3 separate regions of the Homo sapiens genome follow, and regions 1 and 3 are each linked to region 2. A link is a loop called in an ENCODE intact Hi-C map of the cell type or tissue named here. Cell type or tissue: PC-3. All regions are shown on one strand. Region 1 overlaps SLC22A2 (solute carrier family 22 member 2). Region 2 overlaps SLC22A1 (solute carrier family 22 member 1). Region 3 overlaps SLC22A2 (solute carrier family 22 member 2).

The links. A loop is a pair of places that touch in the nucleus more often than their neighbours do. Peaks named below come from ENCODE experiments on the same cell type or tissue, not always from the same donor. Only the 100,000 strongest peaks of a DNase experiment are listed, where the experiment ranks them.
Region 1: a loop joins it to region 2, with 3 times the contacts of the local background. A loop is called at or near these places in 8 of 110 quality-filtered maps.
Region 3: a loop joins it to region 2, with 4 times the contacts of the local background. A loop is called at or near these places in 9 of 110 quality-filtered maps.

The regions. Positions count from the first base shown.
Region 1 is chr6:160,216,239-160,218,738 of GRCh38, forward strand. It overlaps SLC22A2 (solute carrier family 22 member 2), which reads right to left. Exons shown (of 11, transcript NM_003058.4): 11 at 517-1,260. The coding sequence ends at 1,194. Among named protein-coding and RNA genes, the nearest start is that of SLC22A2, 41 kb to the right of the region's middle. In PC-3, no CTCF peak of the experiment used is centred here; no DNase peak of the experiment used is centred here.
Region 2 is chr6:160,137,079-160,139,578 of GRCh38, forward strand. The region is part of intron 6 of SLC22A1 (solute carrier family 22 member 1); the gene reads left to right. Among named protein-coding and RNA genes, the nearest start is that of SLC22A1, 17 kb to the left of the region's middle. In PC-3, a CTCF peak has its summit at 1,320 (motif pointing right); DNase peaks (open chromatin) are centred at 1,333 and 2,493; H3K27ac peaks cover 1,062 bases.
Region 3 is chr6:160,237,508-160,240,007 of GRCh38, forward strand. All of the region lies in intron 9 of SLC22A2 (solute carrier family 22 member 2), which reads right to left. Among named protein-coding and RNA genes, the nearest start is that of SLC22A2, 20 kb to the right of the region's middle. RefSeq lists an enhancer at 1,729-2,500. In PC-3, no CTCF peak of the experiment used is centred here; DNase peaks (open chromatin) are centred at 274, 944 and 1,504; H3K4me3 peaks cover 386 bases; H3K27ac peaks cover 2,244 bases.

The DNA of each region.
Region 1 (2,500 bases), 79 kb after region 2:
GAAAACAAAACAATAAAAACCAGTGTTCAGGAAAAGCAAGATACTGTAAAAGAAAGGAAGCATAATCATAGTACACAAAATGACTCAGTGTTAATAGCCATAATGACATGAAAGTTCAGTATTTGATTTAATAAAAATGTGACAAAGTTTAAAGGGAACAGAAAAGCTGTGTGTTGGGATGAAGGGAGAGATGAAGAGAGTTACATTTTTATCTGTTATATTAAAAAGTAAATAGATAATATTTAAGCTGAAAAATCAAGAAATGTCAATATAAAGAAGTTATTTATATATATGGAGATGAATCTCAGGGGGAAAATTCACCTAAAATAGTTGAAAATTTTCTCTGAGAAATTAGTAGAGGTGAAATAGGGCAAGGAAATTTTGTTTTCATTATAAGTCTTATGATATTTAGCTTTTAAAAATGTATTCATAATATTACTTTTATAAAATATTAACATGTATTTTAAAATCCACAAATGTTAAGACATTTTTACCAGACTAAAAAATGATCATCAATGGTTTTATAATGCTAACATTTTTTATTGAACTCTTCTCAAGGTCTTTTGTAGAAAATACACATTCATGCTTACCCAATCTAAATATGGAAGGACCTCATGATCACTTAAGTTGTATTCCTGATTCTTTTATTTGAGATTCACTTTAAGTCTAACCTAGATAATAATCAATGTATTTTTAAAAATTTCTTCACCTGTGTTACTGAAAGGCCTATCTAAAATTCTTGACATACATTCTGGACAACTTTATATTGTTTTGGGTGTTTTATTTCTTTAAGAAAATAGATGCTCCTCTCCCAACTTTACTGTTTTTCACACTTTTTTCTATTTTGTTTGCCTAGCCCACAGTTCCCCTATGTATTCTGGTTAGATAGCATTGCAAAGAAAAGAATCAAATTTAAAAAAATACAAAGATGGAAAAAAAACCCTCCAGAAAACCAATGTCCAATGTCCTAGGAATGCTGAGAATAAAGTGAGCTGGAAGAATTTGGCAGGATCTGGTCCCATGGGTATTTTTCCACAGTGTACAATAGACTCCACTGGCTGTAGACCTAGGTTGATAGGGCTCAGGGGTAAGTTTGGTTGAGTTGTATGGGCTTTGTGATGAGTGCAGGGATTTCTACTTTTGGTCTTGCTGCCATCAAAGCTAGGTCATGACAGCAGCAACGGTCTCTCTTCTTAGTTCAATGGAATGTCTAGTTTCTGAACTTGGAGGTAAATCATCTTTTCTTTATTTTTTCTTGGTCTGCAATAAGAAATAAAAATGGAGAGGGGAGAAAGAAATTATGAGGAGGCTGAAAACCAAAATAAAGTGGGTAATAAATGAGAGGAACAACAAATGATTATAAACTTTGTTCAGGATTAGTCTTGCAATGTGTTCTGAGTGGTGGTTCTCACAAAGAAAATGGACAGAACTTGTTGATAACTCATGTCGACAGAGTTATTCCTAAAATTATCTTGTTGAATTGGTACTGGCCTAAATAAGTTCCTTTTTTAGGGTGTTCACCTTTCTCTGTAATAGAGAATGTGGGTAAAGTCTAAACTTAATCTTATATCAGTTAAAGATGAAGATTGCAAAATCTTGTTATCATTAGTTATGCAAATAGAATTTGAAAAATTATTTTTTCAAAGTGTATTTACTTTTCAACAGCTTGATAAATGAAGACTGCAATTAAAACATTTGTTCAAATTGCAAGTTTTCTCAATCATCTTGTCTTCGTGAATGCCAGGACATTGCTGATATTCATCGTAGAAATGCTGCTTTCTTCATTTTGTTGTTCCCAGCCATGCCCTTTGGACCTGTTCCTGTTTATAGCAATATTGAATCAGCTGTGGGCTGCTCCCAGCCACCCAGCATCTCACAGAATTTCCCCCACCTGGAGTTGGTTAGTATTGTCTCGTTTTCTGGACCAATCCAATCTGAGACGAGGGATGGCAGAAGCTTACCCAAATCACCCTATGGTTTTGGAATTCTCTAAAGCTCCAGATGGGGAGGTAAAATCAAGTCAGTTGAGCTCCTCTGGTCTCTCTGCCAACAACAATAACAACAACTACAGCAGCAGAAACAACAACAGTAGAAATAGCAGCAATAGAAGCAGCAGCAGGAACAACAAAAGCAAGAACAGCAGCAACAGTAGCAGCAATAGTAGCAACAGCAGCAACAACAGTAATTACAGCAGCAACTGCAATAGCAACAGTAGAAGCATCAGTGACAACAGCAGCAGTAACAACAACAAAAGCAACAGCAGCAACAATAGTAATAGCAACAGCAACAGTAACAGTAGCAGCAACAGATATGGCAACAGTAATACCATCAGCAGCAACAGCAATAGCAACAATAGGATCCTCAGTAGTAACAGCAATAGCAACAGTAGCAACACGAGCAACAGCAGCAGCAACAATAGTATCAGTAATAGCAATAGTAACAGTAACAGCATCAGCAGCAGCAGCAACAGCAACAGCAGCAGCAACAATAACAAAAGCAA
Region 2 (2,500 bases):
TATTGACTAGAGAACGCACACCCACATGGACCCACGCACACACGCTTTGCACATTCCAGGGGTCTGCATGCTCCCCCAGCTGCTGTCACGAGCAGGAATCCCCTGCCCTGCTCCCTAGGAGGATGCTGGCTCACCTCCTCCGCACAAGGGCTTTCCCCTCAGCATACAGTGAGGGCCCCCCAACTGCACTCTGGGCCTGGCCCCTTCAGCGGGAGCAGCTCCGCTACCCAGGCACACTTGTTTGCTCTTCTATGTGAGGTTTTATTGGAACAAAGAGTTTGTAGTAAGTCAGTGCCTGGCATATTGCAGACCCTAAATCAATATTTGCTGAAAGTTGAATGAGTAAACACTGTGCCCCAGAATCTGTCCAGGTTCAGTGTGTCCTGTCCTGCCTCAACCTTCACCCTCCCTGTCTCCGAGTTTGCCGCTGGGGTCCTGCACCCAGCCACATGCTGGGCCCGTGAACCTTTGCAAATAGCCCCATGTACCTGGTGGGTTTCCATGGATACTCAGTGTTGAACTCAGCATGGAGGCTGGGACTGGCCGCTGCAGTGGAAGTAACTGCCCGCTCTGCTACGCTGTTCAGCTCCCCTCCCCAGCTCCGAGACTCCCCACAAGGCAGTGTTCTTGACTCTTCTGTTCTGTTACCCCCACATCCAGTCCTCTGGCAAGTTCCATCAACTGGCTTGGAAATGCCTTCAGAACCTGCTGCCTCCCATCTTGGGCACCCTGGGTTCCCTTGCTGGGGTTGTAGTAGCCCTGTCCTTGGCACTAATTCTTTGTATAAATGTCAGCTGTCTCATGGACAGTTCTGCAGCATCTCTTACCTGCATTACTGTAGGCACCTTCTGGGTGGCCTGCTGGCTTTACCCATGCCCCTCGGTGCTCCACAAAGCAGGCAAAGGCATCCCTTAGAGCTCAACAGACCTTGTCTCTCCCTGTTTACCCTCTGCTGGCTTCCTAATCACTGAGAATAAAGCCAGATCCTTTTCTGTGGCCCACAAGGCCTCACGCCTTTGGCCCCTGAACGCCCTTTTCTACTGTCCTGCTGGTTGTCATGACTGAGACTCGAAAGGTCTGTCCACCATGTCCTGGCTGTGTGACCTTCCAAAGGGCCTTAATCTCTCCGTGACTCAATTTCCCCCTCAGTAATGGGAGAAGTGATAGTACCTATCTCACAGATGTGTTGGGAGGATTAAGGAGATTATATGTGTAAATGACATAGAAGAGGGTACAGCATCCATGCAGGAAATGTTCAATGTCAATGTGGTTTTTTTTGTTATTTTAATACACACATGCAATTCATGAGCTCTGCCCACAGGTGGCAGCCCGGCACATTTGTTAACTGGCTTGTTGACAGGAAAATCAAGGTTACACGTTCCTTTCTCTTAAACCAGTTTCTTTATCAGTAATATGACTGCTGTCTTTAACTGGCTAAATGGTACAGAGGCACTCAGGCTAACCTCAACTCCTTGAGTTGCAGGCAAGCACCTTGTTTCTTGTTCTCTTGACCCTTTGTCCAATCAGGAATAATTTAGGACTAGAAACAAAAGCATCCCAATGCTTCTTTAGGCGAAATTTTATCAAAGAAGGATACATTCCTTAGCAACATGCATTTTCATCTCAGTTTTGGAGCTGATAGGCAATCTGCATGCTGGGATGAGACAGTAATTTCTTATTGACCCAAATCTGTTCTCACAATGTAAATATGACTGTAAAAGCTTTCTAGCTTCCAAATGATATTTTCCCCCCGAAGTGACACATGAGGCACCCTACATTTTGGCTCAGGTGAGAGTGATTTAGCTAGGCCTCGGGTCTGTGTGCCATATGCTGTAATGTTGCTACATTTTCTCAAATATGGACGGAGGGGGTGTGCAGTGAATGGAAGAGCGTAGGTGAATCAATAGCGCCCACTAAGGACAGCACAGTAAAGGGCCGGGAATGCCATGGTGCGGTTGGAAAGACCTGGCCCATGCCTCTGTCTGTTGTGCCCTGAGTCTTCTGAGTGCCCTGAGTGCATACTGTGTGCTGGGAACTATAATTGGCACTTTTGTACGCTAATTCAGTGAGTACTCAAGACAAACAGATGTGGGAGGTACTATTACAATCCCATTTACAGACGAGGGAACTGAGGCCCAGAGAGGTTAGTTAACTTCCTCAAGGTGACACAGCTCATAAAGCAATCCGACACCTGGCCCCTTACTTCCTGGTCTCTCCTGCCCACCTCCTCGTAGGCCTGTTGGGGTGTCAGATGAGGTACGCACGTGCAGGGCTTGGTGCAGAACCAGACATTTAAATCTGCAGTGAACAGTAGCCATCCTCACGTGCAGTCTCCAGGAGACTTGGAGGCATATCCTACAAGTCAGACTCTCACATCTATCATGAAAAAAATGTATCATTGGGGCCCTTCTAGGACACTCTTTCTCATTTTTACTCCCCTCTTCTCATATTGCTCTAGGGCATTCTAAACCCAGTGATTCATGCTCTTTCTCCATCTGCG
Region 3 (2,500 bases), 100 kb after region 2:
CTGACTGAGCTCCTCTCTACCCTGAATACAAGAGACCCTAATACTTAATCAGAAATATCATCACCCTTAATCAGAATGAAAAAGTTACAGAAGATGGATCTTTGTCTCTCTGCAACCATTAAGATTAAGAGTTCTCTTACAAAAGGGAATGGGGAAATCTCAGAGGTGTTTGAACCAGAGAAACTTTATCTTGAAGAGGGGCTGGGTAAAATAAGGCTGAGACTTACAGGGCTGCATTCCCAGACAGTTAGGCATTCTAAGTCACAGGATGAGATAGGAAGTTGGCACAAGATACAGGTCATAAAGACCTTGCTGATCAAACAGGCTGCAATAAAGAAGCTGGCTACAACCCACCAAAACCAAGATGGCAATGAGAGTGACCTCTGGTTGTCCTCACTGCTACACTCCCACCAGTGCCATGACAGTTTACAAATGCCATGGCAACATCAGGAAGTTACCTTATATGGTCTAAAAACGGGGAACTCATAAATAATCTACACTTTGTTTAGCATATAATTAAGAAATAACCATAAAAATGGGCAACAAGCAGCCCTCAGGGCTGCCCTGCCTATGGAGCAGCCATTCTTTATTTGTTTACTTTCTTAATAAACTTGCTTTCACATCACTCTGTGAACTCGCCCTGAATTCCTTCTTGTGTGAGATCCAAGAACCCTCTCTTGGGGTCTGGATTGGGACCCCTTTCTGGTAACAGAGACAGGCTTGTTATGAGGCTGAAATGAATTAATATTGTCAAAGGCTTAGAATAGTGCCTGGCACATGGTATATACAGTGGAAGTGCCTATTAAATAATTAACCTCTCAAAATGTCTCCAAGCCTCCCAAGATTCACTTGGTTATTGTATTGTAAGTAATGCAAACAAGAAACACATTCAGCTGGCATCTGAATCTCTGAAGTGAGTGAATCATGATGAATACAACTGATTAATAAAATTACCATTCGTTTGGCATTTTATATTTGCAAAGACAGGCCTAGTTAACCAGAATAATCCTTGTTGATTTTTCCAGTGCTCTTTCAGCCAGGATTTTCCAGTGTGTTGACTTTCAGTCTTCTTTGATTATCGTTTTATGGCTATTTCAAGACCACAATTAGCACACCATTATTGTGTGGAAAAGAAAGAGAAAGAAGTTAAAATGAAAAACTATTAGGTTTTCTTTCCACTAGCCACTCATACTAAAGGTTAGTGAGGGAAGAATATGAAATTACTTTCAAGAATAAAATTAGAATTGTCTTTGAGTTTACTTTAAATATTGAAATGTAGTTATAATCCTTTATCTTTCCTGCAGGAAGGTGTCAGGCAGGAACAAGGGTCAATAAAGTACTATTTGTTAAATAGTACTTAGAGAAACATGAAGTTGTCAAAGTTGTTTGAACCAGAGTGACTCTGTCTTGGACAGGGGCTGGGTAAAATGGGGCTGAGACCTACTGGGCTGCATTCCCAGGAGGTTAGGCATTCTTAGTCACAGGATGATAGGAGGTCAGCAAAAGACACAGGGTCACAAAGACCTTGGTGATAAAACAGGAAGTGGTAAAGAAGCTGGCCCAAACCCACCAAAACCAAGATGGCGATGGAAGTGACCTCTGGTCATCCTCACTACTCATTATACACTAATTATAATGCATTAGCATGTTAAAAGACACTCCCACCAGCACCATGACAGTTTACAGATGCCAGATGCCATGGTGATGTCCGGAAGTCACCCTATATAGTCTGAAAAGGGGAGGAACCCTCAGTTCCAGGAACTGCCCATCCCTTTCCTGGAAAACTCACGAATAATCCACTCCTTGTTTAGCATATAATCCAGAAGTAACTATAGGTTACTCAACTGAGCAGCCCATGCTGCTGTTCTGCCTATGGAGTAGCCATTCTTTATTCCTTTACTTTCTTAATAAACTTGCTTTCCTTTTACTCTATGGATTGACCTCGAATTCTTTCTTGTGCAAGATCCAAGAACCCCCTCTTGGGGTCTGGGTCAGGACCTCTTTCCAGTAACGAAGTAACCATCTGCTATCCAGAAATGTCCTGCTGACCCATTAGTCACCCACTGTCCACCTAAGGGAGTGGCCAAGATTGAGTGGTCTCTAACTTCCTCCATGGCAGGAAGGAGGACAGAGGGTTTGATGGGTACCTCCTCATGATGAAAAGAGGGTTCTGAGGACAGTTTCCTTAGCCAGTGTTGGGGGAGAAAGAAATAGGGGTCACATATGTCTCAGGAGTAGCACCAGCTACTCTGTGGCCAAGTTATCTCAGGATAAAGAGCTTGTGCTCTGTCAACTTTGGCCATCTTATTGCTATTAAACTGGATCATGGAGGAATTCATTGCATCTGTTTTGCAGGTAAGTTCCATCAGTGGTTTGGAACTTTTGCTGGCAGATCTAGAGTGGTGGAAAATTTTCCCCCTCACAAATTCCGTGAGAAGAAGGGGAAGAAAAGGAATGAGCAGGGTAGCTGTGTGGGGCATTGGGCAGCCTTAGGAGTGAA